Regions from separate parts of the Homo sapiens genome. Here region 1 is linked to region 2. Evidence: chromatin loops called from intact Hi-C (ENCODE). Cell type or tissue: dorsolateral prefrontal cortex. All regions are shown on one strand. Links, peaks and the distances in the headings refer to the core of each region. The heading gives the core; the rest is flanking DNA.

The links. Peaks named below come from ENCODE experiments on the same cell type or tissue, not always from the same donor. Only the 100,000 strongest peaks of a DNase experiment are listed, where the experiment ranks them.
Region 1: it touches region 2 in a loop (2.2-fold over the local background); 2 of 110 quality-filtered maps call a loop at or near these places.

What each region holds. Positions count from the first base shown.
Region 1 is chrX:68,241,300-68,256,883 of GRCh38, reverse strand. All of the region lies in intron 5 of OPHN1 (oligophrenin 1), which reads left to right. Among named protein-coding and RNA genes, the nearest start is that of OPHN1, 180 kb to the left of the region's middle. In dorsolateral prefrontal cortex, for the core only: no CTCF peak of the experiment used is centred there; DNase peaks (open chromatin) are centred at 7,191 and 7,401; H3K27ac peaks cover 3,312 bases; H3K27me3 peaks cover 4,607 bases.
Region 2 is chrX:68,427,284-68,442,867 of GRCh38, reverse strand. It overlaps OPHN1 (oligophrenin 1), which reads left to right and starts at 9,373. Exons shown (of 25, transcript NM_002547.3): 1 at 9,373-9,700; 2 at 9,844-10,001. The coding sequence starts at 9,848. In dorsolateral prefrontal cortex, for the core only: no CTCF peak of the experiment used is centred there; DNase peaks (open chromatin) are centred at 9,007 and 9,357; H3K4me3 peaks cover 3,287 bases; H3K27ac peaks cover 2,403 bases; H3K27me3 peaks cover 6,398 bases.

The DNA.
Region 1 (15,584 bases), core at 3,990-11,989, 190 kb after region 2:
ATTTTTGTAATTTTAGTAGAGACGGGGTTTCACCATGTTGGCCAGGCTGGTCTCAAACTGCTGACCTCAAGTGATCCACCCACCTCGGCCTCCCAAAGTGCTGGGATTACAGATGTGAGCCACTGTGCCTGGCCCTCAATAGCATTATGTCTAAAAACAAAATGTATATGTAAAATTAAAAAACAAACTTTATTGCTAAAAAAATGATGCTGACACAGAGACATGAAGTCAGCACATGCTGTTGGAAAAATGATGCTGGTACACTTGATCCATGCCAGGTTGACACAAACCTTCAATTTGTAAAAAATTCAGTAACTGTGAAGCATAATAAAGCAAAGCATAATAAAAATGAGGTGTGCCTGTATATTAAGATTCCAGGGACTTTGGTAATGATATAGGAGTTAAGAAGAAATCACTTAGGCAGATAGTAAGGGTATAGGAGTCCTTGGTAAGACTTTTCTTTTTAATGAAAAGCAGCCTCAAATCATTTTCTAACAATGCGCAGCCTGTAAAGTCGAGCTGCAGACATAGACAAGCAAGCTGAGAGCTTGCATGAGTGAATGCTGGCAGGAACTAGAGACTAGATATGTTCAAGATGGCTCCTCCATCATCCTTTCTCTGCCAGCCATGTGTACAGTAAGAAGCAGACAAGATAGTGCCCGCCAAGGAGAATTCATTTGTGGAATAAGATTAGGGCGGTGAGACCAGCCTTCCCCTTGCTCCTGATCAAACCAATCTGTGAGCCCTACCTAAATCAGACACTACCTCCTCAAGCTGGACCATAAAATCTGGTGCATTCGCAGTGAGCAGGTCCTTTCCTTTTGGAGACCCCCCTCTCTCTGTAGAGAGAGCTGTTTCTCTTTCTCCTCTCTTCTGCCTGTTAAACCTCTGCTCCTAAGCTCCTCGTATGTGTCCGTTTCCTAAATTTTCCTGGCAAGAGATGACAAACCCCAGACAACACAGCCACTTCAGTAATGACTTTCTGTCCTAGGATATTTGGGAGGAATAATAAATGCCTAGGAACAAAGTGATTGAATGAGTCAGTTAGGCTTTTTGTATATTTTTAGTCAAAAATCATTATACCATGTCTTAGGGTTCTTCAAAGAGACAGAACAAGGGGTGTGTGTGTGTGTGTGTGTGTGTTTGTGTGTGTGTGTGTATGTAGAGCGGGGTTTAGTTTAAGGAATTCTCTTATATGATTGTACGGGCTGGCAAGTTCAAAATCTGTAGGGCAGGCTGGCAAGATGGAGACTCAGGGAAGAGTTGATGTTGCATCTCAAATCCAAAGGCATTCCCTCTTCCTCTTCCTCAGTCGTCTTCCTCAGTCTTTTTACTCCTGAGGCCTTTGACTGATTAGATGAGGCCCACATATCCGCAAGACTACTGGTTTAAATGTTAATCTCATCTAAAAACTATTTCTAAGTAAATATCTAGACTAGTGTTTGAGCAAATGTTTAGGTACCGTGGCATGGCCACAATGACACATAAAGTTAATCATCAAACACTATGAGAACTTTTGTTGTTGATTTAATTACTTTCCTTTTCCGTATTCACATAACTTTTATTTCAGTATATTGTTATAATTTTTGTTGTGCTATTTTAGTAGTTATTGTTGCTCATCTCTTACTGTCGCTAATTTATAAATTTAACTGTATCATATATATGTATGGGTAAGTGACTTAAGAACTCTTGAGGCAGGCAGTTAGAAGTTTCAGTCAGTGTCCTCCAGGTCTTTTCTCCGTGGTTCTCTTAGACTTCACCTCAGGGTCATAAGATGGCTGTCACAGCTCAACATATTACATACTCACATGTTAGCATCCCAAGCAGAAAGGAAGTGGGGGAGCTCTTTTTTTTTTTTTTTTTTTTCTTGAGGCAGATTCTCGATCTGCCTCCCAGTCTGGAGTGGTGCAGTCTTGGCTTACTGCAACCTCTGCCTTCCAGGCTCAAGCAATTCTCATGCCTCAGCCCCGCCCAGGTAGTTGAGATTGCAGGCACATGCCACCACGCCTGGCTAATTTTTGGATTTTTTGGCAGAGACGGGGTTTCACCATGTTGCCCAGGCTGGTTGTGAACTCCTGACCTCAGGTGTTTGGGAAGCCGAGGCTTCCCAAATTGCTGGGATTACAGGTATGAGCCACCATGCCCAGCCATAAAGGGCTCTTTTCACATGGCATAGTTTGTCTTTTATCCAAGAGAAAAATGTCTTACCAAAGTTGCCACCTGACTTTCCCTAATAACTCATTGGCAATAGCGGAGTTGTGGGCCCACTCCTAGGACAATATTTAGGAAAAAGACATAGGAGTACTAAAATTCCCCTTTGGCCTGGGAGGGGGGCTCACTTTTTTTTGGAGAACGTTGCTTGCCTGCCTGATATCTGAAGAAATAGGAAGAAAGAGGATGGCTATTGAATTGGCAATGAACAGTGACTGTCATAATGGCCTTTTGAGAATAGAGATGCTGGACTCTAACCAGGAGCCTCTGGAATATATTCAAAGGGCAGGAAAGAGAAAAATACTGGTTATCTATCTATAGTACTTTAATATAATAATCACAGAGGCACTTTCACCATATCTTGTTTTCCAAAGAGAGATTGCCTCAAAGACCCAGAGAGGGAATGTGACACCTCCTAGGTCCTACGGGAAGCTAGTGGCAGAGCAAGGAATAATACTCATATTCTTTTGCTACCTTCATGCTGCTTGTACCACTTTTGTTCCTCCAGCAGGTCTTAAGCACTGTTCCACAGTGAGCAGGTCTATGCACACCTACCCCTGAAGTCTAAGAAAGCTGAGAGGCTTAAGAAAGAAGCTGACATATCCAGTTTCTGAGAGAGAAACATGTAATAGATGTTTACAAATAGAAGCCATAGTCTTGGGCAGCAGTGAGACAAGATGGTGGATCCCTGTGCCGTTACCCCCTAGACGCAGGGCGTACATACCACAGGGACGGAATGTGTAGGACAATTGAAGTTGACCTGCCCGGCAAAGGCAAGAATGCTGTGTGAATCTTTCTAAGGGCAGGATCTATGGTCAAAGTTATTCTGATCTACGGGCAAGACTGATAACAGTAGATAAAGTAGAAATCTTAGAGGCATTTCCAGAACAGAGGTTAATCAGAAGTCAATATAGTAGATTTGCATCCAAGATGGAGTTGCTTTAGCTTCTACAGGCACTTTAAGAACATATTTGGCAGTGATTTCTGCCTATATGATGTAAGCATATTGTGGTTTAAAAATTTTAAAAAATTTAACTGAAATTGACTTATTACTATCCATTTATATTGTAGCTTACATTTAGCAGCAGAAGAGACCTTCAAAGTTATTAGTCCCACCTCACTTTACAGTTGGGGGAACTGAGGCTTAGAAGGTTAAGTGACTGACCCAGGAGCATAGATGGTTAGCAGGGGAGATGGGATCAGAACCCAGGTCGCCTGATTCCTAGTCAGATGTAATCACCAGTTCTTCAGAGATATTCCATAAATATAATATTTTGGGCAGAGCTGTATGAGTTTTATTTTTGTTCAAATTATGCTGAGATAACCTTGTAGACCCAATGTCTTGGCCCTCATTTAACCCATTCCTGCTTTAGCCATTTCTCTTCAGAAAGAATCAGATGCACCTTTTTGCATCACAGTTTCCTTATCTGAAAAAAAATGAGGATAATGAACTATATGGTTTATTTTACTTATAAAGTTCTATGATTAATACAAGCCAAGACTAGAGCCTAGCTGAGTCTCCAGATTTCTGTTTTGAAAATCAAGGGGTGTATTTTTATTTTAATAAACTACTAAGCCAATATTTATCCAGACAACTTAGTTAATATAACTTTTTTTTTTACTTGCTTGTTTTTTAACCAAAGTGGGTGTTTAAAAATTTGTCTTTCAACTGGCACTATGTTGTCAGTCTCACCAGGCACAGCAATCTTCGAGGAGGTCCATCTTCCAAAGCCAGACTTCCTCTAAAAAAAAACTCCCCAGGAAACTGGCTTCTGCTCACAGTAGGATATGCATGTCCAGAGGATTTTTTTTCTTATTTACTTATGTAGCCTCTGTGTGTGTGAGATAAAGCTGCTTCTCACTTCCGTTGACAATTAGGAAGTGGCTGGCATTAGTAGGCAAGTAAGGGGGGAAAAGCCCTGCACCCCAACCAGAATTCAATAGTTAAAAGGAAATTGTTATATTGTTTTCAAAGCATTTACTTTCCTCTCCTTGATTGTATCAAGGAAGATGCCAATTCATCATCATCATTGCTATTCTTATGAAACACTCAATATGTATTAAATATTTATCATGCAATCTCTTTTGAGCCTTTCGACAACTCTATGATGCAGTCCCTACTGTAACATTTATTTTGTGAGGAAACTGAGGCAGGAAAATAAGAACTTTAAACAAGCTGGTGTTTGAGTTCATGGGTAAACCCTCTCATTGGAAAATGGGAAATTGTTGGTAGATGATGTTGCCTGATGATATGTATGGCGATTTAATTTGGGCTCAGATTTTTAGTTCTTTAAGACAGTATTATTGCCAGGAAATACTTTTCTGAGAACCCCAGAAAACCTTGCATATTGGTTAGATATCATAAGAATAACATAACAAAGCATCCCAAAATTCAGTGGCATAAAGCAATAAGCATTTATTTCTGGCTCACACATCTATGGGTTGGCTGAGGTAGCTTTGTTTTTTTTCAATTAGGTTCGATGGGGCTTGGCTCAGGCCACAAGTTCCATTTAGGTCTGCTGTATGTGTCTCAATTTTTCAGGGATCAGAGGGTCACCTGAGGCAGATTATTCTCAGGATGGTGGCAGAAGTGCATGGTGGGTAAGCAGAGACACGTGAGGTCTTTCAAAGCTAGGCTCAAAGCCAGCCTACCATTGCTTCCTTACAAATTCAGTTGGCCAAAACAAATCATATGGCCAAGCCCAACATCAGTAAGGAGGTGAAATACATTCTTCCTTTAGCAGAACTGCAAGGTCACATGGCAGAGTACATGGATACAGAGAGGTGGGGGGAAATTTGGGAACAATAATTCAATCTGCCATGCCTTGGCTGAAAAGTAGTGGCAGTAGGAAGTCAGAAGATGAGAGCTAGAAAAGATACTCTGATGGAGAGTGAGAGGTGTAGTGGGAAGATCCTTATGGTTAGGAGATCTGGTTTTGAGTCCTAACTGTGACACTTTTTTAGTATGACCTTGAACAAGTCATTTTCCTTGATATTTGAGCATTAAGGGTCCATGTGATGTCTTCATCTTATATTTTCACTTACCTAGATAAGGATGTAGAGTAAATGAATGCAATGATTAGTCTATGTTCAAACAGCTAGGTTGAATCAGTAAAGACTGGAACTTTGAGTTCTTTTTCCATTCCTCAATCTTCATTGCTTTAGAAGAATAGTTAATATTTGAGGAGGGGCCAGGTGCGGTGGCTCTCGCCTGTAATCGCAGCACTTTGGGAGGCCAAGGCAGGTGGATCACGAGGTCAGGAGATCGAGACCATCTTGGCCAACATGGTGAAATCCCGTCTCTACTAAAAATACAAAAATTAACTGGGTGTGGTGGTGCGTGCCTGTAATCCCAGCTACTCGGGAGGCTAGGTAGGAGAATCGCTTGAACCTGGGAGGTGGAGATTGCAGTGAGCCGAGATTGCGCCATTGTACTCCAGCCTGGCAACAGAGTGAGACTCCGTTTCCAAAAAAAAAAAAAAAAAAAAAAAACATTTGAGGAGGGGTGTTGGGAGAGGTTTCAGCTCTCCTCCTTTTCTCATGAAATTAAAGCTGTTTTACTACAATTCTTCTTTCCACATTACCATGCTTATCTGTTTTCCATTTCTTCAAAGCCCTGAACAAGGAGAAGTAGGCCAAAATCATAATAGGAAGAACTGAAGTTCAGGCAGAGTAAGTGCTTTTTGCATGTAACTGTACTTAAATGTTATATATTGTTAGGGAAACTGGTAACATTGCTGTCCCCAAAGATCTTTTAGAGAGGCATCTGTTGCTATGTGATGTGTTAAGTGGAGTTATTCCTGAAAGAAGCACAGTGGGCTAGATATGACTCATGGCCTCTTCTGTCTTTATGCTATTATAACATATTTATATGTGTTTATTTGTCAGACATTCATATCATGCTCATATAGTGCCAGATATTCTTCTAAGAAGTCTACAGGTACTAATTCATTTAATCCTCAAAACTATGAGACAGGGAGTCTTACTTATTTCTGTTTTACAGATTAAAATAAACGCAAATACCAAACACGAACAAGGAACAACAGCAACAAAAACCTAAGGCACAGGGAGGTGACATAACTTTGGCACAGTCAAGCACTAGAAAGGAGCAGAGCTGGTACTTGAACCCAGGTTATGTGATTCCAGAGTCCACGCCTTTAGCCACGTGGCACATAGGCATCAGAACTGAGCAGGCCAACTCTGCTACTTACTAGTTCTGTGACATGGAGTGAAGTACTTCACTCCTCTGAGCCTTGTTTTCAACTCTAAAATGTGAACAATAATTATATCAGCCTCACAGGGTTATTGTGAGGATTCAATGAGATAGTGCATAAAACCATGCTTGGCATTGAAACATTAGTTCTATTTCCGTGAAATACTTCTATACATTTTAAAGATGACTTTATAAGTCTTCCTTTTAACTTATAGTTTATGAACTCTTACAAGGTTTATAATCCTTGGCTTGATTGATTTATCTGTATGACTGATTCCTTAGCAGTCTGTAAGACAATTTGGCCTTGCCATTTCTGTCTAACATAGGAAAAGAGCAATGAGGCAATTTCCCTTGGGGCGGAGATTAAGAGCCAGTGACCCCATGTATCTTGGCTGTCTGAGAAGTTGCTGAACTGTGCCATCTCCTTTTTCCACATTTATCCTTACCTTAAAAATAGTCATGAATCTGAATTTTGTATATAGTGTTGAAGGTGAATCTGACATTATAGTTTTTAGAGTTCTCATTCATTATGCTCGTTATTTTTTCTCTTGACACCCCAGCAAGAATTTAGGAAACCTTTGCTGGAGTGCCCTTGTGAAGAAAGGCCTTAGTTTGTTACATGCCAAAGTACCATGTCCTGCTGACAAGAAGCGTTCTCCTCCTATACAAAGAGTGATACAGTATTCACTCAGAGCTCACAGCCCTGCCTGTTCCGCATGCTGGGATCCTCGGGGACTGGTGCAAGTGGGTGGAGGAGGTTATATAAGCTCACATCTCCTTCCAAGTGGGAAGAGGCGAGGGACAACAGCTGTCAGCTCCACAGCTGGTCTTGCCAGCCCAAGTGATTCCAACTTTATTTGATCAGAGAAGAAGGCTTCTCAGTACACAGAGGGGAGATTTGCTGATCCAGAGCCAATGTTTTAAAACTTTGGCAATTTGTGCTAACTTCCTCTGGCTAGGACAGATGCTTATTGGCTCTGGCTGCCTGGACATGGTGTTCTCGAGGCATTTTGTGTCATCCTGAATTGGGCCCAGCCAGCTGCTCATCTATAGGAGATTCTCAAGGAATGGTGCAAAGCTCATTACCCTTAGACTTTTGGTTGGGCAGTTGCTCTTGCATCAGTATCCATTTCATTACATTAAACTAAAAGAATAAAATAAGTTCTCAAAAGGCAGATATAAAACACAGCAATCTCCATAGGCCATTTTTTTATTTTTAATTTTTTGGGGTACATAGTAGGTATATACATTTATGGAGTACATGAGATGTTTTGATACAGGCATGCAATGCATAATAATCACATCAGGGTAAATGGGGTATTCATCACCTCAAGCATTTATCCTTTGTGTTACAAACAGTCCAATTATACTCTTTATTTTAAAATGTATAATTAAGTTATTATTGACTATATTCACTCTGTATTGCTATCCGATAGTAGGTCTTATTCATTCGTTCTAATTTTTTATACTCATTTACCATCCCCACCTCCCCATCATCCCTCCACTACCTTTCCCAGCCTCTGGTAAGCATCTTTCTATACCCTATGTCCATGAGTTCAATTGTTTTGATTTTTAGATCCCACAAATAAGTGAGAACATGTGATGTTTGTCTTTCTGTGCCTAGCTTATTTCACTTAATATAATGATCTCCAGTTCTATCCATGTTGTTGCAAGTGACTAGATCTCATTCTTTTTTATGGCTGAATAATTACTCCACTGTGTACACATACTACATTTTCTTTATCCATTCATCTGTTGATGGACATTTAGGTTGCTTCCAAATCTTAGCTATTGTAAACAGTGCTGCAACAAACATTGGAGTACAGATATCTCTTTGATACACTGATTTCCTTTCTTTGGGGTATGTACCCAGCAGTGGGATTGCTGGATCTTATAGTAGTTCAATTTTTAGTTTTGTAAGGAACCTCCAAACTGTTCTCCATAGTGGTTGTACTAATTTACATGCCCACCAACAGTGTACCTCAGTTCCCTTTTCTCCACATCCTCCCTAGCATTTGTTATTGCCTGTCTTTTGGATATAAGCCATTTTAACTGGGTGAGATGATATCTCATTATAGTTTTGATTTGCATTGCTTTGATCAATGATGTTGAGCATCTTTTCATATGCCCGTTTGCCATTTGTATGTCTTTTTTTTTTTGAGAAATGTCTATTCAAATCTTTTGCCCATTTTTGGTCCAGTTTTCTTTTCTGCTTCAATAGGAAAGCACTGAGTTCAATGCATCACAATTGCTGTGTTCTCCCTCCTCCAGCAGCCAGAGATGTTCTCTGAAACATGCTGCTGCTGCCAGGAGTTGGCAGGGTGGTGGTGTCTGCAATTCTGGACTGTTTTATCTATCTCCTCAGTGTCCTTTCGGCGATATGAAGTTACAACCAGGTACTTTGTACTATGAGTGCTTACATGATTTTTGGTTCTGATGAAGGTATTTTTTTCTGTGTAGATAGTTGTTAACTTGGTGTCACTGCAGTGGAGGGGGACAATCGGTGGAGCCTTCTATTTCGACATCTTGCTCTGCATCTTTCCACAATAATTGGCAATTTATTCTTTTAAAATTTTGAGATGAGTGGAGTGCAGTAGCGTGATCTCAGCTCATTGCAACCTCCCACCTCAGCCTTCAGAGTAGCTGGAAATACAGGCACACCCCACCATGCCCAGCTAATTTTTGTGTGTTTTTTTTTTTTTTTGTAGAGACTGGGTTTTGCCATGTTACCCAGGCTGGTCTCAAACTCCTGGGCTCAAGCAATCCTCCCGCCTTGGCCTCCCAAAGTGCTGATATTACAGGCATGAGCCACTGCGCTCCACCTGGCAATTTATTCTTGATTTACTGTAACTCTGGGAAGGACATGGCTAGCACATAACTTAATGTCAACATTTCTTTTTACAACTGAAAGGAATATTGGGCTTTTGGGATGCATCTCTTGTCCTTGGTGGACTATAAGGGTGTTGAAAGCCAGTTGTAATGGCCTGTCCTCTGTAGATTCCCCTCAGAACTAAGTCTATGCCTGTTACAAGCTTAGTTACTATATTTATAGCTAGCACAGATAAGAAATCTATGTGATGGAATATTAAATTTATGCCTGACAAGCAAAACTATAGTAAAGAGAAAATTTGCCTACGGCCTTAAATACTTTGGAGACAGACAAATTTACAAGGACAGTATGTGAGGTCGGGGTTATAATATGATCGTGTACACAGAGAGAGTACAGGAAGGACTGCAAACAAAGATAGGATATGGGGATATTGAGGAAGACTTAGAGAAGACACCACTGAGAAGATGATACATCTTCTTGTATGGAATCTTGAAGGACGATTTGAAATTAGCCAGTGAAGTGGAGTGTGAGGTACAAGGATGCTAAGTGGAGGGCTCAGCTTGTACAAAGAAAGTTTTCAAAGTACGCGTTGCCATCTCATGAGGGATCATGTATATCCTCTCAAGGTGAGTATACTTAGTCCTGTAGTTGATATGGAACGCTTTGCAGCAGGGGAATGTAGTAAATTTTAGATAGTTTAACCCACCTCTTACTGGTTTTTTGCATTGGGTAAGATATTTAATCTTCCTGAGGTTTAGTTTCTTCATTTGTAAAACAGTACTACTAAAGTTTATTATACAGCAACTTTGATCATTAAATGGGGGTCAAATATCTAGACTATGCATAGTATATTAGAGCTACTCAGAAAATAACAGATTCTCTTCTCTTTATACTCATGTTTGATTTCCTGTATTACATTATATTTTAATTTAGCAAGTGTATCTTGAGCACCCATTTTCGCCTATTTCAATGCTAGGCCCTAGGGATGGAGTTGAATAAGATACCGTCCTTGACTTTATGGAGCTACAAGTTATGTAAACTAACTATTCTAACCACAAGACCATGGTTTCTTGTCTCCTCTGTGCCACTGGGCAACCATCGACCCACTCATTTTCTAGCCTTCTGCAAAACTCCTCTTTATCCTCACCTATCTTTGCCTTTTTATCTCTCATCCCAGAAAACATCCTGGCCCTTCTCCTGCCCATAGATGATCTCTTCATTTGGGTTTTTTATCCCACTCCTTGTATTTTCTTATTTTTTCTCCCTCCATATAGCAACACACTTAAATCCCTCTTGCATTAAAAACAGAGCCCCATTCTTACTGTCAAGGCCTGGAAGGACTACAGCATAACAGTTTTGGCTAAATGATGATAGTCAACACATTGTAGCAATAGGAACTCAAGAGTTGACATTATTTTAAAACGGAGGTATGGTACCTCAGGATGGTTTTTTAGCAGGGAGCAAGGTGCTTAGTTCAGTGGTGGTAGGAAGGGGATAATGGCAAGTGTCAAAGTTGTCCATAACCGGCCAGGCACAGTGGCTCACGCCTGTAATTCCCGTACTTTGAGAGGCCGAGGTGGGTGGATCACCTGAGGGCAGGAGTTTGAGACCAGCCTGGCCAACATGGTGAAACCCCGTCTCTACTAAAAAGACAAAAATTAGCCAGGCCTGGTGGCATTGCACCTGTAATTCCAGCTACTCGGGAGGCTGAGGCAGGAGAATAACTTGAACCTGGGAGGCAGAGGTTGTGGTGAGCGGAGATTGCACCATTGCACTCCAGCCTGGGTGACAAGAGTGAAACTCCAACTCAAAAATTCATAAATAAATAAATAATAAATAAAGATTTTCCATAACCAAATATGATCCAGTTATAGAGGGCATGACTATCAATGGAGGGTGTGATTCACACAAAATTCATCTGGCACTCAAGTGGTATGCAAGGTAGAGACTGGGAATTCTGAACCAGATAGAAGTCCTGATGTTTCAAATGGGACACAAAGTCAGAGTCAGGCTGGTAGCCACATTGACATGACAGTAAATCTAGTGTATGGGGCTGGAGTTCTTAATCTACCCTGTCTCATTGTAGACTTGGTCTCAGCAACTAGAGCCAAGGTAGACCTATATGAGCAAATTAAGTAGACTCCACTCTTGAAAGAAGAAACGAGTCTGCTAAATGCCTTACTATTTAAATAAGGAAATCTTTGAGAAAGTATGTTTTATATAGAGGAAATCATATGAACAAAAAGCACAGTATGAAAAAGTGTGGCATATTTGGGGAACATATAGTAATCTGGTGTGATTAGAATATACATGTTTCATACAAGGAGTGCAAGAGGTGAAACTGGAGAGTAGATTGGCGTGAGACTGCAGGGCCTTGAATACGAGGCTAAAGAGTTTATACTTGGTACTGAGTTAAGTCTACTAGTACTGTCTTATACCTGGTGTCTGTGGGATCTCATTTAGGGGTGTGCTGTGTCCTTAAAGCATTTCCTTAGTGCCTTTCCTTATAAAATATATGGTGGTTTCTTCACAAGGTTATCTACTTCTACATTGGGAATATTGAGAGTCAGAAGGTTAAGATTTTTGTTTAAGGTAATGTAAGTAGTAAATGGAAAATGCAGAATTTGAACGTGGTTTAGTGCCCTTTCCTAGTATATAACCTAGTATATTGTCGAGGTTAGAAGTAAGGGCTTTAGAGTCAATTATGGGTTTGAATCTCCATTTCTTTTACTTCTATTAGCTTGTGCAACTTTGGAACAGTTCGTTTTCTGAGGCTCAGGCTCATTCCTCTTCTGTAAAATTGGGATAAGAATAGTAACATTCACAGGCTTGTATGAGGATTCAAAGAGGTAATGCATATCAAGTGCTTAACATAACAACTTACAAATAATACTCAATAAGTGGTAACTATTTCTAGTATTACATTAAAGTTATATTGGAAAAATGTGTTTTTACTTGAAAAAGTTAACTCAGAATATGTAGAATAAAAGGAGTTGATCCAGTATTCTGATGTTATAGTCATATTTGGATAGGAATTCATGCTTGTTCTGCACTGAGGTTGCAAATTTGCTTCATGTGTTCATTCACTGATTCACTAAACAGATGTTAATTTGGCCACACTCTGTACCTGACACCATTCCTTGTACAATGAACAGGACAGATGAAGTCTCTGCTTATGTAGACCTTACATTTTAGTGGTGTGCCAGAGGGTGGGAGGCAGATGTTAAACAAATAATTAGATAAATAATTTCAGATTGCAACAAATGCAATAAATGCTTTGAAGACAATAAAATCGGTGATTCGATGTTACTTGTGGGGGTGGAGTTGGTCTAGGGCAACTTTAGAAGGAGTCATAATGGACAGCCTCTGAAAATGTGACACTTCAGGTGTGACCTGAACATTGAAAAGAAGCCAGTCATGAGAAAAATTGGAGAAAGAGTGTTCTAGTCATGGCAAGCGCACAAAGGTCCTGAGGTAGGAACAAGCTTAGTGGTTTGTCTAAGGAACTAAAAGAAGGCCATTGTGTCTGAAGTGAACACTGATGAGAGAGTGTTCTGGCCCAGGCCAGATCATAGGGGATTTTGTAGGTCATAGTAACAACTATGGATTTTATCCCAAGCACAGTGTGGAGTCCTGGAAGTTTTTAACTGTGGGGAATGATATGATCAATTTATATGTTTTTGATAATAATAATAGCTTTTGTTTATTGGACAGATACAGTGATAAGCACATTACATGCATATATTTCATCAGTCTTCACATAACCCAGTAAAATATGATGTTATTTTTGTGATTATTTTAGAGATTAAGAAATCTGAAGCTTAGTAAGGTTAATTTTTTAAAGGTCACAAAATTATTGTTATTTATAGAACCAAGATTTGAGTTTGAGTTTATCTGATCCTAAGCCTACATGGCTTTTATTAAGCTAAAATATATATAACAGGCCAGGCATGGTGGCCCACACCTGTAATCCCAGCACTTTGGGAGGCCAAGACGGGCGGATTACTCGAGGTCAGGAGTTTGAGACCTGCCTGGCCAACATGGTGAAACCCTGTCTCTACCAAAAATACAAAAATTAGCTGGGCGTGATGGTGGGTGCCTGTAATCCCAGCTACTCAGGAGGCTGAGGCAAGAGAATTGCTTGAACCTGGGAGGTGGAGGTTGCAGTGAGCTGAGATCGTGCCACTGCACTCCAGCCTGGGTGACAGAACGAGACTCCAGGTCAAAATAAATACATAAATAAAATACATATAACAACATTGGCTATTTTAATCATTTTAAGTGTGTAATTCAGAAATATTGATTGTATTAAAAATGATATGCAACCATCACCATCAAATATTTCCAAAACCCTTTTATCACCCCAAGCAGAAACTCTGTACCCGGTAAGGAATGACTCCCCATTTTCCCCAGCCCTGGTAAAGTCTAATTTACTTTCTGTCTTCTCTATGAATTTTCTTATTCTAGCCAAGCTTGCTGGCTCATGACTGTAATCCTAGCACTTTGGGAGGCCGAGATGGGCAGATCATGTGAGGTCAGGAGTTTGAGACCTCAGCCAACATGGTAAAACCCCGTCTGCACTAAAAATACAAAAATTAGCCAGGTGTGGTGGCACATGCCTGTAGTCCTAGCTACGTGGGAGGCTGAGGCAGGAAAATCACTTGAACCCAGGAGGCAAAGGTTGCAGTGAGCCAAGATCGCACCACTGCACTCCAGGCTGGGCAACACAGTAAGACTCCATCTTAAAAAAAAAAAGAATTTTCTTATTCTAGATATGTCATATAAATGAATTCATACTATATTTCTCTTTTTGTGTCTGACCTATTTGAATTAGCATAATGTTTTCCAGGTTCATTCATGTTGTAGCATGTATCAGAAGTTCCTTCATTTTTATGGGTTAATAATATTCCATCTAGTGTATATACCACATATTTTTTGTCCATTTATCAATTGATAGACATTTGGGTTTTTTCCACCTTTTGGCCATTGTAAATACTACAGGGAACATTGGTCACCAAGTATCTGCTTGAGTCCCTGTTATCTATTATTTTGGGTATATACTTTGGAGGGAAATTGCCTGGTTATATGGTAATTCTGTGTTTAAATTTTTGAGAACATGACAAAATATTTACCTGGGTGCCTGTACCATTTTACTTTCCCATCAGCAGTTCACAAGAGTTCCAATTTCTTCACATCCTCAAGAACACTTATTTTCCACATATATAATTTTCATTTCTAATTTTTTTATAGACAGGATCTCAGCCTGTCACCCAGGCTGGAGTGCAGTGGCATGATAATAGCTCACTGCAGCCTTGCATTCCTGGGCTCAAGAGATCCTCCCGCCTCAGCTTCCTGACTAGCTAGGAATACAGGCATGTGCTACTGCATCCAGCTTTTTTTTTTTTTTTTTTTTTTGTAGAGATGGGGGTCTCACCATGCTGGTCTCAAACTCCTGGCTTCAAGCGATCCTTCTGCTTTAGCCTCCCAAAGCTCTGGGATTACAGGCTATTTTCTGTATTTTTTATTTTAGATATCCTAATAACTGTGAAGTCATATTTCATTGTGATTTTGATTTGCATTTCCAATAACTAATGATGTTGAGTATCTTTTCATGTATTCGTTGGCTATTTCTATATCTTGTGATATGGCCATATGTCTATTCAAGTTTTGCTCATTTATTTTCTTATTGTTGAGTTTTTTCTTTTTTTGAGATGGAGTTTTGCTCTTGTTGCCCAGACTGGAGTGCAATGACGCGATCTCGGCTCACTGCAACCTCCGCCTCCCAAGTTCAGGTGATTCTCCTGCCTCAGCCTCCCAGGTAGCTGGGATTACAGGCATTCACCACCACACCCAGCTAATTTTTTGTATTTTTAATAGAGACAGGGTTTCACCATGTTGGCCGGGCTAGTCTTGGACTCCTGACCTCAGGTGATCTGACTGCCTCAGCCTCCCAAAGTCCTGGGATTACAGGTGTGAGCCACCGTGCCCAGCCTCTTATTGTTGAGTTTTAAGAGTTCATTTTATGTTTTGCATACTAGACCTTTGTCAAATATATATGCATAATTGTGTATAATTTTATATAAATGTGATCATATAGCGTTCTGTTTTGTAACTTTTTTTAATACTCACTAATATCATGGATACCCCTGTAGGTCAATAAATGTTCTCTTACAATTTGTAATGACTCATAATGTTCCATTACATAAATGAATTATAATTTAGTTTGTTTTTATTTCTTTGTTCCACTTTGCTATTATTAATAATGGTATAGCAAACATTTTCGTGAAACATGAACTGAAGCAGATAGAACAGCAATTTCATTGGAACTTT
Region 2 (15,584 bases), core at 4,288-12,287:
AAGGTATTCTAGTAATTCTGCTAAAGAGTATGTAATGTGCTATGTGATGCTGGTGAAAATGACCACATATAAAATGTTATGCAGGCTAGGTGCAGTGGCTCATGCCTGTAATCCCAGCACTTTGGGAGGCCGAAGCGGGTGGATCACTTGAGGTCAGGAGTTCAAGACCAGCCTGGCCAACATGGTGAAACCCTATTTCTACTAAAAATACAAAAATTAACCGGGTGTGGTGGCGAGCACCTGTAATCCCAGCTATTTGGGAGACTGAGGCAGGAGAATTGCTTGAACCTGGGAGGTGGAGGTTGCAGTGAGCCGAGATTGTGCCACTGCACTCCAGCCTGGGCGACAGAGCGAATGTCTCCAAAGGAAAAAAAAAAATGTTATGCAAATTCCACAGTTAATCATGTTTATTTAATTATTAGCTTTGAGTCAGATGCAAAATAAACTGAAGTAGTATGGAAGTCAGAAAGCCTAATGCTGCCAATATGAGGAACAGAAGTTTTCACTCATGTTATTAATCAAAACCATTGTTGTATGAGGACTGTCATATCCCGATCAGTTTTTGACCAGTTTTTAGTAGATAAAATCTCATGTCGAGTGGAGTGTGGTTGCATGTGCCTGTAGTCCCAGCCATTTTAGAGGCTGAGGTGGGAGGGAGTGGTTTGAACCCAGGAGTTTGAGGCCAGTCTGGACAAGACAGCAAGATCCTGTCTCAAAAAAATCCCCCCTAAAACCGTATCAGTGCATAAGACTGGATGCCTACATTTTGGACCACCTCCATCAGAATCACCTGTTGTACTTATAAAAAATTTAGATTTCCCAAGGCCTTACCTAAGACCCCACTCCCCCACCCACATTAGTTTCTGATTCTTTGTTATTTTCAAGCCTCAGTTCATATTGTCTGGCCTCAGCCCCTACCTAAATCCACATCATACCATCAGAATCGCTGGGAGAGGGGTCCAAGGAAATCTACATTTTCAATAAGCACCCTAAGTGATTCTCATACAAACCAAAGTTCAAGAATCATTAGTAGAACGTTATAATTTAGTTTCCATGATTCAGCAGGCCCCTCTAGGAACTGCTGGGAAATTTCTGGCCCCTCAGTAGAGCATGGTATCTTCTAAGATGCTATAAAATGGCATAGCCCAGCAGGCTGTGCTGGGATGCTGGGTATTGATATCTTCCTGGGAGTTAAAAAGTAATACAACTGTGCCTTTATTGCCCTTATAAAGCCTTTTAGAACTGACATAAACCTTGTTTGAATTTTTTTTGAAATGTGGCTTATTAGGAATCAAAATGGACACATAAAATGGTCACGAGGAAAAAATTCCCAGGTTATTACCAATAGATAGCTTTGATATGGTGCTGCTGGTGTGAAAATGTGATGAAAATGGTGAATTCTATGGATAAAGAATTTTGGTGGATATTTAATCACATAGACTGAAATAGATTATATTTTTAAAGCTATAAATTGGTGGCTTTTTTTTCCACCAAGCAACTCCATAAAGAGAAACTTGAAGGGAGTGGGTAAATGGAGAGTTGGATGTACAGAGAATTATAAAAGAGGATTTTTCCTTTCTAACCATTTGCCACTTCTAGCTCCTAAAAGTTTTAAAATCTTGGCGTAGGCTGAGGAAAAAAACTAAGCCAAGTTCAGTCAAAGCAGGGAATGGACCAGAGCCAAGACTAGAGCTGGGAATGGTGCCAACAGTAGTAAAGGATTTAGACCAGGCTAGAACTAGGGGCTAGGCTAGCAGTGTTGTTGTGCTGAGGGGCAGTTATCTACTTTGTCTTCTGTCTCATGCAGTGCAAGTCTGGAAATTCTAGACAGCTGAGCATATGTAGCTTGGGAGCCAGTTTTGTCAGCTAGCTCTTCAGAGAAGTTCAACATAAAGCCTCTGTTAATATTCAGCCTGGGATAATTTCAAATCATTTGCTGAAGTTACAGCAAGTGACCCAGAACTATTTTTTCTGTATTACAGTTCCAAGTACGTCCAGTCACATAAGCAGGAGGGAATGGAGATTAGATGTTGATGAGTTAGGCTGGAAGGTACTGTAATGCAATGGCAAAACATGACTTTGAATTCAGAGCTGGATTTGAATCTCTAGGACATCATTTATTCTCTGGGTGACTTTGGCCAAGTAGCTTAACTTCTCTGAGGTTCAGTTGCTTCATCTGTAAAATGCAAGGGACAATAGCACCTTCCTCAATGAGATCATTTATGTAAAGTGCCTGTAAATGAGATCATTTATGTAAAGTGCCTGGCATAGGAGAAATCATCATCAACTTGTGCTGTCCCCTCTCCCTCCACCTGCCACCTCTATTTCACCTCCAGGTTTTCTTCTTGTTATTGGATACAGGCCAGTAACTTCTATATTTTTTCTACCTTTTTGTGAAGGAAGGATTATAACATTTCAGGACAAAGACCTTTAGGATCCTTTATAAGAAGCATAGGGTTTATAAAATATTACTTTATATCTTTAGGTAAACATTTTTTTTTCAGACACAGGTTCTCCCTGTGTTGCCCACATTGGAAAGCGGTGGCTATTCACAAGTGCGATCATAGTTCACTGCAGACCCGAACTCCTGGGCTCAAGGGATCCTCCTGCCTCAAGCTCCTGAGTAGCTAGGACTCCAGGCGAGTGCCACCACATCTACCAGGATAAAACTCTTTTTAAAAACACATTTAATAAATTACTGAAGTCTAAAAATGACATTTGGAAAATTACCTTTTCTTTCCAGCCTCCCAGACCAGTTTTTTTTTTTTTTTTTTAACGGAGTCTCGCTCTGTCGCCCAGGCTGGAGTGCGGTGGTGTGATCTCGGCTCACTGCAACCTCTGCCTCCCGGGTTCAAATGATTCTCATGTCTCAGCCTTATGAGAAGCTGGGATTACGGGCTCACACCTCCACGAACAACTAGTTTTTTGTATTTTTAGCAGAGACAGGGTTTCTTCATGTTGGCCAGGCTGGTCTCGAACTCCTGGCCTCGAACTCCTGCCCTCAAGTGATCTGCCTGCCTTGGCCTCCCAAAGTGCTGGGATATCAGATGTGAGCCACTGGGCCCCTCCTAAAATGGGATTTCTTTCGCTTCCTTGTAAAATGGTGGCAAACCCTGCTTATAAGTGCATGTGCATGTGTATTCTTTTTACTGTCACAGACTCAAATTGCATCGAACTAGTGGAGCTTGTTAAACCCTTACTAGTTACACGAGACTAGGCAATTACTGAAATTCTCTGAGCCTACCATCCCTCACATATAAAGTGAGGATGATAATACCGTAGCAGCTGTCTTTACACTGGGGTATGCCTAGCCCTGAAGGTATGTCTTAGTCCATTTGGGCTGCTATAACAAAAGTATCATAGACTGGGAGACTTATAAACAACAGAAGTTTGTTTCTTACAGTTTTGTAGGCTAAGAAGTCCTGTTACAGGTAGAAGGTTTTCACTTTAAGTTGCCCAGGTTCTTGGCATTTTGAGCAAAGAATTGGACAAAACGCACAGCAAAGCAAGGAAAAAATGAGGCAACAAAAGCAGAGATTTATTGAAAATGAAAGCACGCTCCACAGTGTGGAAGTGGGCCGAGCAAGCTTTTCAAGCGCCCCCATACAGAATCTTCTGGGGTCCAAATACCCCCTAGACGTTTCCCATTAGCTATTTGGTGTTCACCCCATGTAAATAAAGTGGTGGCCCCCAATCAGTCTGATTAGTTGTAGAAAGCAACCAATCAGAGGCTGAAGTGATGTTACAAAGTTACACTCCTATGCTTTCGGCAGTCAATCAGAGGTACTTTCAATTTTCCATCTGCCCCTCAGAAAAGGTGGGAGTTTGCAAAGGGAGTAGCTTCTGGTCCTTTTGTTACTTAGGCGTGGAAAGTTGGGATTTTCCTTTCAATTTAGTTATAGGAAGTCAGTGTGAAACGGCCTTAGGTTCCCTGCCTCCAGACCCTATTCCCCTGCCTCAGTGCCACATCAAGGCATTTGCAGATTCAGTGCCTGCTGAAGGCCTGCTTCCTGCTTTGTATACTGCTGTCTTATCTCTGTCCTCACATGGTGGAAGGGATAAGGGAGCTCTCTCAGGCCTCTTTTACAAGTGCACTCATCCAGCTCATGAAGGCTCCACCCTCATGACCTAACCAAGTCTTAATGCCCCACCTCCTAATACCATTACCTTGAGGGTTAGGATTTCAACATATAAACTGGGTGAATACAAATACTCAGTCCAGAGCAAGGCACATGGAAACTGTCCAACGGCTTTGAGGTCACCAGGTAGCCGAAAGTGAACCAATTTCCGGATACGCAATTTTCTTTAGCACTTTTTCTAAAAATCATTTGTCTGAGAACTCACCTCCAGTTTTCCTTTCCTACCTCCCTTGCTCAATATCTCAAAGGGAAAGCATACCTTTTAAACATCAAGAATCTTACTATGGTGCTTTGGCCCAAGGTATAAAAACCCTTGGGGCTAAACATAGAAATAATTTAAAATATTGGTGTTCAGGAATCTTCTTTAACTCAATGCCCTGAAACCTACCTCTTTCTTAACCATCTTACTAAGAGATGCAGTTCCAATAAACTTTTTTTTTTTTTTTTTTGAGAGAGAGTCTCACTCTGTTGGCTGGAGTGCAATGGTGTGATCTCGGCTCACTGCAACTTCCGCCTCCGGGGTTCAAGTGATTCTCCTGCCTCAGCCTCCTCAGTAGCTAGCATTACAGGTTCACTCCACCATGCCTGGCTATTTTTTTTTTTTTGTATTTTCGTAGAGATAGGGTTTCGCCATGTTGGCCAGGCTCATCTCGAACTCCTGGCCTCAAGTGATCTGCCGGCATTGGCCTTCCAAAGTGCTGGGATTATAGAAGTGAGCCACTATGCCCAGCCCCAATAAAATTTTATATTTAATAATAATTACAATGTGTTCGCATTATTTTACTCTATTATGTATGCTTAATAATCACAGAAGCTTTTTAATCCATGAAGCCTTATGGTCACAAGGAAATAAAAAGAATTAACTTTCTATTTATGAGCTGTGCATGGTGGCTCATGCCTGTAATTCCAGCACCTTGGGAAGCCAAGGCAGGAGAATTGCCTTGGCTTCCTGGGCTCGGGAGTTAGAGACCAGCCTGGGCAACATAGGGAGGCCCTGTCTCTATTAAAAATTAAAAAATTAGTAGGGTGTGGTGACGTGCGCCTGTAGTCCCAGCTACTTGGGACTGAAGTGGGAGGATTGTGTGAGCCTGGGAATTTGAGGCTGCAGTGAACTGTGATTGCACCATTGTACTCCAGCTTGTGTGACAGAGTGAGACCCGGTTTAAAAAAAAATTATGTTTGTGAGCATATTTTTGTTGCAGAGAAATTCAATATGGTGATCAATAGACTTTAAGTATGGAAGTATGATGGTTGGCCAGGTACGGTGGCTCATGTCTATAATCCCAGGGCTTGGGGTCGAGGCAGGAGGATTGCTTGAAGCCAGGAATTTGAGACCAGCCTGGACAACATGGTGAGACCCTGTCCCTACAAAACAACACAACAACAACAAAAAACATTAGCCAGACATGGTGGCTCAGGCATATACTCTTAACTACTTGGGAGTCTGAGATGCGAGAATCGTTTGAGTTCAGGAGTTCGAGGCTGCAGTGCACTTAAGATTGTGCCACTGCACTCCAGCCTGGGTGACAGAGTAAGACTGTTTAAAAAAAAAAAAGGATAAAATTTCTGTGGGGAAAACGTATAGATAATTGATTTGAAGAAGAAAAAATGAACAATAGAATAAATTTTTTGAAGATTCAAGATGTGTTTACACTTTGTTTTGCTTTGTGCGTTTGATGATGGATGTCAGATTGAATACTTTTAAAAGAGTGATGTAACAGTTTTATTTTAAAACGTCAATATTCCTAGTATGTTAGAAATTAAACTTTTTGCAACTATTTAAGCATAATGAAAAAATTTAGATGTTAGGCCAGGGGTGGTGGCTCATGCTTGTAATTCCAGCACTTTGGGAGGTTGAGGTGGGTGGCTCGCTCGAGGTCAGGAGTTCAAGGCCAGCCTGACCAACATGATGAAACCCAATCTCTACTAAAAATAAATAAATAAATAAAGCGGGCATGGTGACATGTGCCTGGAATCCCAGCTACTCGGGAGGCTGAGGCAGGAGAATTGCTTGAACCTGGGAGGTGGAGGTTGCAGTGAGTGGAGATCGTGCCACCACACTCTAGCCTGGGTGACAGAGTGAGACTCTGTCTCAAAAAAATAAAATAAAAAAAAGATACCACTTAAAAACGAAGGAGTACATAGCTCCCAAAATTCTTTTAGGGGTTATGTGAACAAAATTTTAAAGACTCTCAGTGACATAGGGTTAGCTGTGAGGGTCAGGGAGAAATTGTGCAAAGCAATTAAGATAGTGCTTGATGAATGCAAGTATTATCTGAAGAACTGAGTTTTTTTTTTTTTTTTTTTTTTTTTTTTTTTTTTTTTGAGATGGAGTCTTGCTCTGTCATCCAGGCTGCAGTGCAGTGGCCCAATCTTGGCTCACTGCAACCTCTGCATTCTGGGTTCAAGCGATTCTCCTGCCTCAGACTCCTGAGTAGCTGAGATTACAGGCACACACCACTACACCTGGCTAATTTTTTATTTTTAATAGAGATGGGGTTTCCCCATGTTGGCCAGGCTGGTCTTGAACTCCTGACCTCAGGTGATCTGCCCGCCTTGACCTCCCAAAGTGCTGGGTTTACAAGCGTGAGCCACCACGCCGTGTGAGTTCTAATTTTAGCCCTGTTTCTTCTTCGGTATTTGGTCTAGGGAATTTGTTATTTCTGTGCTTTAGTTTCATTGTCTAGATAAAGGATAACACAGATGACTGTAAAACACTTTGAGTATAGGAACTCAGATGAGTATGATTGAATCTAACATCAATAATGTCAACAGCAGCTGGGCATGGTGGCTCACACCTGTAATCCCAGCACTTTGGTGGGGGCTGCAGTGGGTGGATCCCTCTAGCCCAGGAGTTTGAGACTAGCCTAGCCAACATGGTGAAACCCCGTCTCTACAAAAAAATACAAAAATTGGCCAGGTGTGGTGGCATGTGCCTGTAGTCCTAGCTACTCAGGAGGAGGCTGAGGTGGGAGGATCACCTGAGCCCAGGGAGGTCGAGGCTGCAGGGAGCCGTGATTGAGCTATTGATTGCACTTTAGCCTGGGCAACAGGGTGAGACCCTTTCTCAAACAAAAAAATACATAAATAAATAAAATTTTAAAAAATGTCAATGGCAATTTTTATAGTGATGAAAATATATGTATAGGCTTTATAAATAAAAGTATATAGCAGGTGTTCAAAAAATGCTTGTTAAACGAGTGAATGAATGCTAAAAGGAAACTTACTAGTGTGAAAGACCATATACCCATTGAATGGGTACCTTCCCTTAGTACCTGCATTTTTCAACCCATGGTGCATTTAAAGCTCATTTTGGACATTTTCCCATAAATTAACCTTAAAGATAAAAAGAGTAAGAAACAAAACTTTCCCCTGAGATGTGGCTACTTATTTATTTTCAGAGGGCGTTTTCTCATTGCCATTCTGCTATATAGTGTAGTGGTCAAGAGCACTACCTCTAGAGCCAGCCAGGCTGGGCTCAAGTTCAAGTGCTGCCATTTAACTAGCTGTTTGTCCTTCGGCAAGTCACTTAAACTCTCTTTGACCCAGCTTCTCCATCTTTAAATGGGTATAATAATAAAACCATCCTCATAGGGTTGTTTTGAAGATTAGTGAGATGGGCGATAGGTTGTGTGGTGGGTAGAATAATGTTTCCTCCTTCACAGATGTCCATGTCCTGAAACCTGTGGCTACGTTATCTTATGTGGCAAAATGAAATTTGCAGATGTGATTAAGGATGATGTGATGGGGGAGATTATCCTGTGGACCCAGTGTAATCATAAGGGTCCTTAAGGGGAGGCATGAGAATCACAGTGATGTAGCATGAGAAAGACTTGACTGGCCAGTGCTAGCTTTAAAGACGGAGGAAGGGAGCTATGAGCCAAAGGATGTGAGCAGCTTGAGCCGGAAAAGGTAAGGAACCAGATTCTACCCCTAGACTATCTGAAAATGAACACAACCCTTCTAACATCTTGATTTGATCCCAGTGAGGCCCATTTCTGATTTCTGCCTTCTGGAACTGTAGATTATAACTTTATGCTGATTTAGGACATCAAGTTTGTGGTAATTTGTCACAGCAGCAACAGGACCCTAATTCAGGTGGGTCAGCCACTATTATTCTATTTACAACCCCCTTCCGTTCTGGCTTTCTTCACAGGGCAATCTAATGTAAACACTTCTGCAGAATTAAAGGGATCTCTTTGCCCACGCACAAACTATTTTTTAGTTTTTCGAGCCTCTACCTACCCTTAGTCTCAAGACAGCTGCCTTTAAGGTAAGCTGCAAGACAATTTATAACATCCTATTCTTAGACTTTCCACTTACACATGGAAAATCATATGCATTATCGGCGTCTGCCACAAAAGCCATGCTCTGAGGTCCTATTCAGGAAAATATTAACTCTGAATTATGGCCTCCCTTTCTTTGGCAGGGGGCACTGAGCTTCACGGAGACCCTAGAGTAGGAATCAACCCTTCAGGTCGAAGGCCCAAGGGAATTAGAGCACTTAGAGCAGGAGACATGGGAAAAGAAAGAGGAAAAGAAGTTGGTAGGTCCGAAGGAGGCTGGAAAGAGGGGAAGGCAAAAGAATACACAACCCAGCCGAATCATGGGAATTGAGAGATGGCTTCCTGCAATCTAGTCTTGCGGGTTCTTGCTCTAGTTTCGGAAACTTCCCCCGCAGAGTCCAGCGCCGCGCACCTGCCCCTTGGGGCCGGTCCCTGCGCAGGAGCCTGCGGCAGGCTGGGAATGCCGTTCTGGGAGAGCAGCCTCCCAGGCGGGGTGGTGGGGAGACTGCAGGGAGGAGTCTTGGGGAGTGCAAACGGAAAGACTACATCTCCCAGGCCGCCACGCTTTCCAGCTGGAGTCCTAGGGCGCTGACTGCTCCCCAGTTTCCGTAGGGAAGCGCTGGGCTACCGCGGCTATTGTGCGTCGCGCTCTCGCCCTCCTCTTCCCGCTGCAGTGTCTATGGAGCGAGGCTACGTTTCATTGCCGCCCTGGCTTAACCCTTCCGGCGCCTAAAAGGACGGCCGGCCGGCCGGCTCCCTTGCACCAGGAAGAAGTCTTAGCAGCCAGCGGGCCCTGGTCAGGAAACTCTAAGGTACAAGGAAAACAGTTGAGGAAGGAGCCAGAGCGCTCCGGTTTGGTCCTCGGGCTTCGCTGGGGCGGGGCGCAGGCGTTGGCTTTAAGAAAGGGGAGGGGACAGTGCAATCCGGGTTGCCCGCGGAGTTCGGCCAAGGAAGTCTTCCGCTCGCTCCGGAGCGAGGAGCCTGTAGAGAGGCTGTTCCCAGCTCCAGCTCTAACCTCGCCTACACCTTGGGCGGGCCCAAGTGTCACGTTTGCAATTGCTCAGGAAGGATCCGGCCCGTCTCCGGAGGCAAGTCGGGCTGCGGTTTTTGCTGCTTATCTGGGAAGGCGATGCCTAAGGGACATGCTGCTTGCTAGGCAGCACCCTGCCGGGATCCGACTGCGATAGTTAGCTCTCCCTGGCCCTGAAGCCATCGCCGGGGCGCCTGTTCTCTGTCCGGACCAGCCAGCGCTCCTCAGGAGTCTCACTGAAACAGGTACCTGTCCTCCAAAGGGACGGAGGCTATGAGCTTCCTTAAGCGGGTCGCGCGCTCAGTCCGTCCCCTCTACTTCCTCTACTGTGCCATTGATGCTCTCGGTCTTTGTGTCTTTCCCCTTTCCCCCTACTCCCGGCCATCAGAACCATGGGTCATCCCCCGCTGGAGTTCAGCGACTGCTACCTGGACAGCCCCGATTTCCGCGAGAGGCTCAAGTGTTATGAGCAGGAACTGGAGAGGACCAACAAATTCATCAAAGACGTAATCAAAGACGGCAACGCGCTTATCAGCGCTATGAGAAGTAAGTGCAAGGCTTCGATGAGCTGTTTCTCTGAGCTGGTGTGTCTGGCCTTTAAGCCTTTCCACACCACCAGGGGAAGGGAGATTGCAGGGTGACTCCCAGCCCAGATCTCTGAGGCAAATGGGTTTCCCACACTTGGGGAGTGGAGATAGTAGAAGTGGAAAGTGGTGGATACAACCAGAACTTTGGGCCTTTTCCTTTAGTGGTTTTGACCTTATAAGACGTGATCCGTAGCTGTGCCAGGGACCCTCTTGCTCAGCAATTACCCTTACTTGGCAGATGATTGTTCTTAAGGGACAATCTGCTGTACTGTTAGACATATTCAGCACCCCTGTCTGGGGCAAAGTGACATCCAAGCTGACCAAGGAACTGCCCCAGCACCTCCTAAACAATTGGGGATTAAGGTCAGCAGCTTGAATAATAATTTTGTCCTGGTCTCTGGTTGCTACAGATAAGTGTGGGGGGCAGTAAAAAATTCGCCATGGCAAGTTATTTTTTAAGGAAAGCACCTTTGCCCCAGTGAATTATTTTCTTTATCACACTGAGCTATGGTTTAGGTCAAGGTCAGTCTAAGTTCAGGATTATTGGATGGCTTCACCTGCCACTGAATTCTGCTTGAGTGTGGAACAAAGAGCTGACTACTTAGTCCCTGCCACAAGGGGCCCAGCCCCCAGGGAGTAAAATAGGGATAGGGTTGGGGGCTGCTGGGCTGAAGGAACTTCACCTAGCTTCGCTTTTCCAGTGCTCACAGCTGACTCAGCTGTGGGAAGCTCTCTCCTTCCCCCATTGTGTGTGGAGGTTTTTTTTCTGCTTGTTGGTAGGAGGCTTGGAGTAAAAGAAAGAATAATAAACATCCCCAACGAGAGTGCAGGCAAGCCAACCCTTTATGCCAAAGCATATACACAGAAGAATGGAGGGTAATGATTGGGTGGAGTGATAATTAATTTTTTCTCTTGGCTGAAAGATGATTGTGAAAAATAAACTCAGAGTCATTGGCAAGTATGTCCTATATGGTTATAACTTTGTTTTGAGTGAATTTATCACCAAATACAGGGTCTAGGACCAGTGTGGCAACCTTCTTAGGCGGATGCAGTCAACCAAGAGCAGGGAGAAAGAAAGATTTGAAAGTGGTAGTGCGAGGCTGGGCGAGGTGGCTCACGCCTGTAATCCCAGCACTTTGGGAGGCCAAGGCGGGTGAATCACCTGAGATCAGGAGTTCGAGACCAGCCTGGCTAACATGGTGAAACCCTGTCTCTACTAAAAATACAAAAAAAAAAAAAAAATTAGCTGGGCATGGTGGCAGGCACCTGTAATTCCAGCTACTCAGGAGGCTGAGGCAGGAGAATCACTTGAACCCAGGAGATGTTGGTTGCAGTGAGCCGAGACCGTGCCATTGCACTACAGCCTGGGCAACAAGAGTGAAACTCCATCTCAAAAAAAGAAAAGAAAGTGGTAGTGTGTTGGTAACTGCTGCCAGCTGGTATTTCTTGTGCAGCCCTTCTGATTTGCCCTGTGGAGTCGGTGCTTTTCCTTCACATGCTCTCTGCCCACTTTTGGTCAGAATATGTACACTGTCGAAGTTCCTGCAGGTCATTTGATTGTGTTTGATCTTTTAATGATTTGTCTTATTGTGGCCTGACCAAGAGTAAACTCCTAGTAGTATCTGAAATGCTGATCCTTAAGAGGTTAAGGATATGCAGGTTGTGCTACATAAGTAGAAAGGTGAGAGTTCACGGAAAGGAAAAGGAGGAATGTTTCAGCTTTGTTTTGTTTTGTTTATATATTACAGTAAACTGCTTGGTGCTGTGTCCCCAGTAAAACGAATCTCATCATAAGCCCTAGGAACAGAATGGCTTTGTGAAGTGGATGGTAACTAAAAGCATGCTAAAAATCACCAGCTAAGGCATATCAGAGAGATTAAGATTTATAAGAAAAAAAGTAGTTCAATAAAACATGGTGGAAGAGCAAAAGTTTCATAAGCTAGGGGCAAGTAAAGGTTTTTATTCTTTCCTTTTCTTTCTTTTTTTTTCAATTTTTGTTTTTGAGATGAAGTCTTGCTTTGTCGCCCAGGCTGGAGTGCAGTGGCATGATCTCAGCTCACTGCAGCCTGGATCTCCTGGTTTCAAGCGATCCTCCTGCCTCATCCTCCCCAGTACCTAGGACTATAGGCATGTGCCACTGCGCCTGGCTAATTTTTGTATTTTTTGGTAGAGATGGGGTTTCACCACGTTAGCCAGGCTGGTCTTGAACTCCTGACCTCAGGTAATCCACCCACCTTGGCCTCTCAAAGTGCTGGGATTGCAGGGATGAGCCACCACGCCTGGCCTCTTTCCTTCTTTTCTAAGACTCAAAGTGATAAGAGTCAACAGTTAAGCAGATCTAAAATTTTGCATATGAGCAGAAGATCCAAGAGATATTCTAGATTAGGGGCTCCTTGAAATTTGTGGTAGTTTTCTGTTTCTGAGTATACACAGAAAGCCAAAAATAGGACAGGTAGAAAATAAAACCCAGCAGCTAACCCATTCTCCATTTCTTTCCATTCAATTGCATGGATTCTAAAAGTCTGATTAGCTAGAGGCAAAGGTAGGATGTTTCCTACTGTCTTGACCACAGTGATGTTTATACTCCCACTCTCCTTCCTCACACTGTGCCAGCGGAGCGACTTTCTGAAAGTAGGTAGGGTGGAAGCAAAACAAAGTTATGTTCTTGCTCTGTGTTGAGGAAAAAGGAAAAAGGAACACTGGAATCGGAGTTAGAAGATCAGGATTATGTTCTTGGCTTCTCCATCTTGGGATCTAACACAAATCACTTTTTTTTTTTTTGTTTTTTTCTGAGACAGAGTCTTGCTTTGTCACCCAGGCTAGAGTGCAGTGGCATGATCGCAGTTCACTGCAGCCATCGCCCCTTGGGTTCAAGTGATCCTCGTGTCTTAGCCTCCCGAGTAGCTGGGACTACAGGCACACACCACCAGATCTGGCTAGTTTTTGTGTTTTTAGTAGAGATGGGTTTCACCATATTGGCCAGGCTGGTATCGAACTCATGGCCTCAGGTGATCCATCCACTTTGGCCTCCCAAAGTGCTGGGATTACAGGCATGAGCCACTGCACTTGGTCCCACAAATCACTTTTCATTTTTCTTGTTTTAGAGACAGGGTCTTGCTTTGTTGCCCAGGCTGGAGTACAGTGGCACAATCATAGCTCACTGTCACCTCTAATTCCTGGGCTCAAGTGATCCTCCCACCTCAGTCTCCCCAGTAGCTGGACTCCAAGTACACGCCACTATGCCTGGCTAATTTTTAATTTTTTTTAGAAACTGGGTCTCACTGATCTCGCCCAGGCTGATCTGGAATTCCTGGGCTCAAGCAAGCCTCCCACCACGGCCTCTCAAAGTGTTGGGATTATAGGCGTGAGTCACCACACCCAGCCAAATCACTTTTTTTTGGAGACAGAGTCATGCTCTGTTGCCCGAGCTGGAGTGGAGTGGCATGATCTCAGCTCACTGCAACCTCCGCCTCCCGGGTTTAAGCAATTCTCGTGCCTCAGCCTCCTGAGTAGCTGGGATTACAGGCACCTACCACCACGCCCAGTTAAATTTTGTATTTTTTTTAGTAGAGACGGGGTTTTGTCTTGTTGCCCAGGCTGGTCTTGAACTCCTGAGCTCAGGCAGTCCGCCCCCCCTTGGCCTCCCAAAGTGCAAGAATTACAGGCATGAGCCACCGTGCCTGGCCCCAAATCACTTTTACTTCGTCTGTAAAATCGGGGTAATTATACCCACCTCCCAAGATTGTTGTGAGGCTCAAAGAAATTAATGGATTATGAAAATGATCTGTAAATGGAAATGGCTAAACAAAGTTGTTGATAATACATCTTCGGATTCTTAATATATCTGTTGGTGAATGTGTCATTTTCTGTAGGTTTCTGAAGGGAAATGCATAAGCAGAAGTAGTTGGAACTCCTCTTGCTTAAATGTGATCTCTTCATAATTGTTGAAGTGCAAGGTGATTATAACTTAAACTAATGGAAAATAAAAATACCATCCCTCTGAAAGGTGACTATATTGCCAACTTTTCTGTTTGTCCTTTATTTTTATATTGGTAGCTTCAGTCCCCAATGTTGTTTGAATATTTGCTAAGCCCTGAGGCTAGGCATTATTCAGAACAAGTGATGTGGCCCCTGCTCATATCACAAAGCAGCATGACACATCTAATAAGTGTTATATATAGTTAGCGAATGCATACTATTCATTCAATACATACTTGGACACATACCGTGTTCAAGTCATTGTTCTTGGAGCTGTCAGGCATACAGAATGAGTCACAGATGGATACTGCTTTCAAGAGGTTCTTAGGCTGGTGGGAGAGACAAGACGTGGATAGAAATGATTGTCATATAAGGTAGTAGATACAGATGAGAGCCATAAAAGTGGGAACAGGTGGACCTGATGATATATGACATGAGAGGGAAAGCTGATTTCCCAGTGGGAGCACAAGGGAGAAGCCAAGGAAGAAGCACCATCAGAGTTGGGTAGAATTAATAACACTATCACTTGTTTAGCTGTTCCCATGTGTCAGGCATTACATCTTGTAACAGATTTTTGAGATAAGGATTATTATTCCCATTTTTTAGATGAGGAAACTGAAGTTCAGATGAGTTAAGTAACTTTCTCAACTAGTAAGGGCAAGTGTCTGAATTAGAACCTAGACCTGACTCTAAAGGCCCTGCTTATCCTACTGCATGACACTATTCAGGACAGGGCATTTCATGTAGCGGGAGTGACACAGAATATAAAGGGGACAGCAAATAATTTGAGTCATCTGGGGTATAGGCAACAGAAAGGGAGGTTTGGGCTCCTGAGGAGCTGGATTACAGCCACCATGCCCAGCTAATTTTTGTATTTTTAGTAGAGACAGGATTTCACCATGTTGGCCAGGCTGGTCTCGAACTCCTGGCCTCAAGTGATCCACCAGCCTCAGCCTCCCAAAGTGCTGGGATTACAGGCGTGAGCCACCACGCCCAGCCTACATTCTTTTTTTTTTTTTTAATTGTGCTAGCTAAATAAAACATTTTCATAGGCCAGATTCAATCAGGTTGCAACCCCTGAGCTAAATGATACAGCTCTACAAGTCTGGCTCTTGGACTCTAATGGGCTAGGAAAATAGAGGATGACAGTCTTCAGATAGGGGCTTTCCTGGGGAAGCAACAATGGATACTCTTTGCAAATGAGCAGAGGCGAAATGATGGTATAATGGGACAAAACCCTGGACATGGCATCTAGATACCTGAGTAAGGTGCTGGTTCTGTTATGGGATCTGTGACCTTGATAAGCGATTTCACTGGGACCCCAGGGTCTGTGGCTTTACAAAGATGGGGCTGGGGTGGGAGGTTTATAAACCCACTTTGAGCTCTAACATTCTATGACTTACTATGTTTTGCATGGCATATTATAGTTTCATGATTTGAGAAAGGAATGACTAACCCAATTACAGGACCTTATTTTACGCTTACATAAAATTTCACATTATTTTAGTGTAAATGACAGTATTTAATTTAACAAAAAATTAAAACAGAATTTTTTGTTGTTGTT